Linked DNA regions of Homo sapiens: region 1 is linked to region 2. Evidence: chromatin contacts called from ENCODE Hi-C or POLR2A ChIA-PET data. All regions are on one chromosome and are shown on one strand. Each heading gives the region's core, a stretch centred on a gene start or an enhancer-like site at or near the end of the contact. The rest is flanking DNA. Distances are from core to core; before and after follow the strand shown.

Region 1 (2,700 bases), core at 174-2,673, 47 kb before region 2:
ACATGAGATCTTAAATGCTGTTAGAATTGAGTCGTTGGTTTAATTAGATCCCAGGCAGGACTGTAAACTAGTTCAACCATTGTGGAAGTCAGTTTGGTGATTCCTCAGGGATCTAGAACTAGAAATACCATTTGACCCAGTAATCACATTACTGAGTACATACCCAAAGGATTATGAATTATGCTGCTATAAAGACACATGCACACATATGTTTATTGTGGCACTATTCACAATAGCAAAGACTTGGAACCAAGCCAAATGTCCAACAACGATAGATTGGATTAAGAAAATGTGGCACATATACACCATGGAATACTATGCAGCCATAAAAAATGATTAGTTCATGTCCTTTGTAGGGACATGGATGGAGCTAGAAACCATTATTCTCAGCAAACTATTGCAAGGACAAAAAACCGAACACCGCATGTTCTCACTCATAGGTGGGAACTGAACAATGAGAACACATGGACACAGGAAGGGGAACATCACACACCGGGGCCTGTTGTGGAGTAGGGGGAGGGGGGAGGGATAGCATTAGGAGATATACCTAATGTTAAATGACGAGTTAATGGGTGCAGCACACCAACATGGCACATGTATACATATGTAACAAACCTGCACGTTGTGCACACGTACCCTAAAACTTAAAATGTAATTAAAAAAAAAAGAAAAAAAAAAGAAAGAATTGAGTCATTGGATTGGATCCAGGAAGAGCTGCTGCTGCTAGAGAATTGGGTGCTCCAGAGAATCAGCTACAGTCCTTGTGTTCTTTTGGGTAATGCACTGGTCCTTATCTTTCCCTATGTGCTTACGTCTGCTCTCACCTATATAACTTTTTTGCATGCACATTTCAGGAAGCAAGATATTACTGCCTATTACACTCTATTTGGCTCATGTTATAGAAGCTGTAGTGTCCCAAAGGATTAAAAATATAGGAAATGGAGATAACAATGGAGGTGGGCGATGAGAGGGCATGGTTTCGCCCTCCTGAGGAGAGAGTCCTCATGAGGTTGGGTCCCTGTTTTCGGATTAGAGTTTCATTTTAAAGTTATTGGCTAGTCCTCAAAAGCTCAACTTCACAAAAATCACGTCCATCTTGAAGTGGTTTAACTGATACAAAGATAGGTTTTTCTCAAGATATTTCATAAAATAAAAATTAGGAAATAAATATATTTCTATTAAGATAGAAAATTAAATTCCCCAGTGCCCCATGTGACTGTTTTTCTGGATTGTTTTGATTTAAGGACATATTAGAGTGGAAACTGTCATGCGCCACATGGGTTGGCCTTCCAACCAGATGTCCTTTCCCCAGGTCTGGCAGCTTTGGCTGCCAGAGAGTTCACAGCCAAATTTCTACCTAAGAATAGACCTTGGCTGAAGGGAACTGCCTTGGTGGAGGCTATTCTCTCTCCCCTGCAGCAGACAGCTTCCAGTGGTTGACTAAGCTGGGAACAAACGCCAAGGTCACTCTTCCCCATTCAGAACATTTCTGAAAGGCCTACCCCAGCTTCAGAGCCCTTGAAGGATCAGCTGAAGTTGTTGCTCTGACTGCATCGCAGCTCAATTTTTGCCTCACTCCATCATGCTTCCCTCCCTTGAGTGTTGTTCTCAAGAGCGTCTTCCTGCTAACTTCCTATATTAAAATCTTTTTTCTTCCAGATTCTGTGTTTCAAGAATGCAACCTGAGACAATAGTTGTGTTGCATTTTTTTTTTTTTTTTTTTTTTTTGAGACGAAGTCTCGCTCTGTCGCCCAGGCTGGAGTGCAGTGGTGCAATCAAGGCTCACTGCAAGCTCCGCCTCCCGGGTTCACGCCATTCTCCTGCCTCAGCCTCCCGAGTAGCTGGGACTACAGGCACCCACCACCACACCCGGCTAATTTTTTGTATTTTTAGTAGAGACAGGGTTTCACCATGTTAGCCAGGATGGTCTCGATCTCCTGACCTCATGATCCGCCCGCCTTGGCCTCCCAAAGTGCTGGGATTACAGGCATGACCCACCGCACCCGGCCTGCATTTTCCATGTCAGATTGTATTAGTCCGTTTTCATGCTGCTGATAAGGACATACCCAAGCCTGAGCAATTTACAAAAGAAAGAGTTTTAATGGACTTACAGCCACTCACGTGGCTGGGGAGGCCTCACAATCATGGTGGAAGGTGAAAGGCACGTCTTACATTATGGCAGGCAAGAGAAGAGAGCTTATACAGGGAAACTCCCCCCTTATAAAACCATCAGGTCTGGTGAGACTTATTCACTATCATGAGAACAGCACAGGAAAGTCCTGCCTCAGTGATTCAATTACCTCCCTTCAAGTCCTTCCTGCAACACATGGAAATTCAAGATGAGATTTGGGTGGAGACACAGCAAAACCATATCACAGGTCAACCCGTTGCTCTTCTCTGCCCTGCTCTGCTCTCACAGGCTCATCTCTAAAAGAAGCATCTTTTGGGCTCCCATGCTTTCTGGTTTCCTGTTGTCTTCAGCCCTCCCTAAAAACCAACAGGAGATCAGAGGGTGGGAGGAGAGTGGGACCGTGGTATTTACAAATTTCCCATCTTCTTTTTTTCCTCATGGTTCTGGAAGTTGCTGGGTCAAGACTTTGTCTGCCTCTTTTTCATGGCTCTGGGCCTTGGGTTAGTAGTGGCTTCCTGTTGTTACTGGTTCAGCACAACTCTGCCTACAGCTCTGTAAATACTCATCCC
Region 2 (2,700 bases), core at 46-2,545:
TGCCAGTTAATATTACCAGTCAACTATTGATTTATCATAACACAACTCTTCTAACTTTATTCTTTTTCCATAAGACAATTTTGGTTTTTTCCTGGACTTTTGCATTTTCATATATATTTTAAGATCATCTTGACATATTCTATAAAAAATCTTGCTAGGATTTTGATTGACAATTTACTGAAGCTATAGATAAATTTGCAGAGAATCAATATGGTAACATGATTGAGTTTTCCAATTCACGTACATAGTACACTCTTTGATTCTGAGGTTTTAAATTTCTTTATCAACGTCTTATAGTTATTTTTGTAGTGATCTTACATGACTTTTGTTAGATTTATTCCAACTATTGGTAATTGTTTGACGCTATTATAAGTGATGTGTTTTTAAATTTTACGTTTCTATTTTGTGTTACATAGAAATGAAATTGACTTTTAAAATTATTTTTTAATTTGTATTTATTTTTATTTTTTTATTTCCATAGGTTTTGGGGGGAACAGGTGGTGTTTGGTTACATGAGTAAATTCTTTAGTGGTGATTTGTGAGATTTTGGTGTACCTATCACCTGAGCAGTATACACTGAACCCAAATTATAGTCTTTTATCCCTCCCCCCATAATTGATTTTTATATAATAAATTTGTAAATAGAAATATTACTTATTAATTTACTTATTAAATGTACTTATTAATTATAATCCTTATGGATTATTTTGGATTTTCTATGTTAATACTAATATCATTTGCAAATAAGGACTGTTTCATTCTTTCCTTTCTAACCCTTATACATTTCATTATCATTATTCATAGTAGTTCTATTCCATAAGATGTTGTAAGTTATATCCTATAAGGTAGTGACAAACATTGGATTAGTGAATGCTGAATCATTGCTCCAAGGAGAAATACAAGGTTAAGTTGCTGTGCACCTCTGATCACAACTTTTTAAATCAATATATCCACGTAATCTTGTTTAATATATATTATTGATTCATTAGCATTGAACTCATGGCATTCGACACCGTAACTGATGCCTAAATAAAGTTTATGTGGCACATATTTTTCTACATAAGGCATATCACAGCTTTCTGGCTTTGTAACAGTAGATAGCACTTCAGCAGTATGCTTGGGGGCTGTTTTAAACAGTATAATCGCCAATAAAAATACAACAATGTGGCACTAAACAAACCAAGGAAAGGACACTTATTTTATTTTATTTTTTTTTTCTGAGACGGAGTCTCGCTCTGTCGCCCAGGCTGGAGTGCAGTGGCGCGATCTCGGCTAACTGCAAGCTCCGCCTCCCGGGTTCGCGCCATTTTCCTGCCTCAGCCTCCCGAGTAGCTGGGACTATAGGCACCCGCCACCACGCCCGGCTAATTTTTTGTATTCACAGTACAGACGGGGTTTCACCGTGTTAGCCAGGATGGTTTCGATCTCCTGACCTCGTGATCCGCCCGCCTCTGCCTCCCAAAGTGCTGGGATTACAGGCGTGAGCCACCGCGCCCGGTGGAAAGGACACTTTTTTACAGTATGAGCACTGAAACAAAAAGGCAAAGCAAGGTCTGTTCACCTTCAGCTGAGAACGTGAGGATTGGTGAGTCAAATTTTGCACTGCTCTACAGGTGCCTGTCAATGTCTGCAACAGTGCAGAACTGATTTTGGGTGACAAATTTCAGCCAGTAGGTGAATCTGCAAAAACTGAATTCTTTTGCAGATAACTTACAGTAAATTAAGGGACTTCTCCTTTATTAGCAGTTATCAGGGTTTTTTAAACTATTAATGTCTATTTTATTTAGTTATAATTAAGTGAAAACCTCTGCCATTTTCCCGAATGAGAAGACAATTTTCTTGTCAATTAATTTATGAATTTAATGTCGTTCCAATTCCAAATCTAAGAGGTGTGTGTGTATTGTGCATGTGGGTTTGTGTGTGTACAAGGGGTGATGGGGAAGGAAACTAAAAAATCATCTTTACAAAAATTTAAAAAAATCTTAAGAGTGTCCTACACTTTCGGTGGAAAATACAGTTACATTTTATATAGATTAAAACATTGGCTTTTACTTTTATTGTCATACTTCTTAGGAATGTATAGTGGACTTTGTTATCTGTACCCAGCTCCCCCTTCAGGCGTGGAGGATTGTCACTCCAGCTGCTGGCTGTGCTGCCGTCTGATAGCTCTCAGCTGTCAGCTCTCTTCAGGATTCTCTCTGCTCACAACAGGCACCTTGTCCAAGAACCCACCCTATTCCCAGAGCAGCCCACATCCAATAACTGATCTGGGCGTATCCTGGCCCAATACTCTGTCCATGCTGGAAGGCTCCTCACTTCAGAATGTCCCATGGGATAATCTGAGGACTTCATGGAGACTAATTTCCCTCTCTGCCCAATCTTACTTCCTTCCCTTCCACTGTGTTGAAACCAAGAACACTTTTTAATAAAGTCCTGCATATTGATCTCCACCTCAGAGTTGGCTCCCACCTACCTTAGGGCACCTTTAGTATATAGTGGGAAGGGCCCAGGTATGCTCAACATCCTGCAATGAGGACTGTCTTGCCCAGCAAATAATAGTCTTGATTTTGTACAATTTTTAAAAATACACCACCAGACATTCATGTACTTAGAAAACTTTATAATTTTCAGAGCCTAGAACGGAGGTATTTTAAATATATAATTGCAGAGTATATTTTGCAAGATTTTATGTTTTACTGA

Evidence for each region. Hi-C counts contacts between places; a loop is a spot of excess contacts on that map. ChIA-PET counts read pairs that join two places held with the same protein, here RNA polymerase II (POLR2A). Pooled maps may share reads with other maps.
Region 1: a loop to region 2 is called in a map of spleen, with 2.2 times the contacts of the local background. The contact joins the enhancer-like site here to the promoter of LINC02840 in region 2. A Hi-C loop is called at or near these places in 6 of 168 maps with a recorded cell type or tissue (CD4-positive, alpha-beta T cell, endodermal cell, endothelial cell of hepatic sinusoid and 3 more) and 1 of 50 pooled maps. POLR2A ChIA-PET finds 5 or more read pairs at or near these places in 2 of 52 experiments (T-cell and WTC11).

Annotation. Positions count from the first base shown.
Region 1 is chr6:152,921,559-152,924,258 of GRCh38, reverse strand. No RefSeq gene overlaps it. Among named protein-coding and RNA genes, the nearest start is that of LINC02840, 47 kb to the right of the region's middle. Within about 2 kb of position 1,423, at least 3 of the 41 ENCODE cell types and tissues checked have a DNase peak (open chromatin) inside an H3K27ac peak, as active enhancers do.
Region 2 is chr6:152,874,592-152,877,291 of GRCh38, reverse strand. It overlaps LINC02840 (long intergenic non-protein coding RNA 2840), which reads left to right and starts at 1,295. Exons shown (of 5, transcript NR_183508.1): 1 at 1,295-1,585.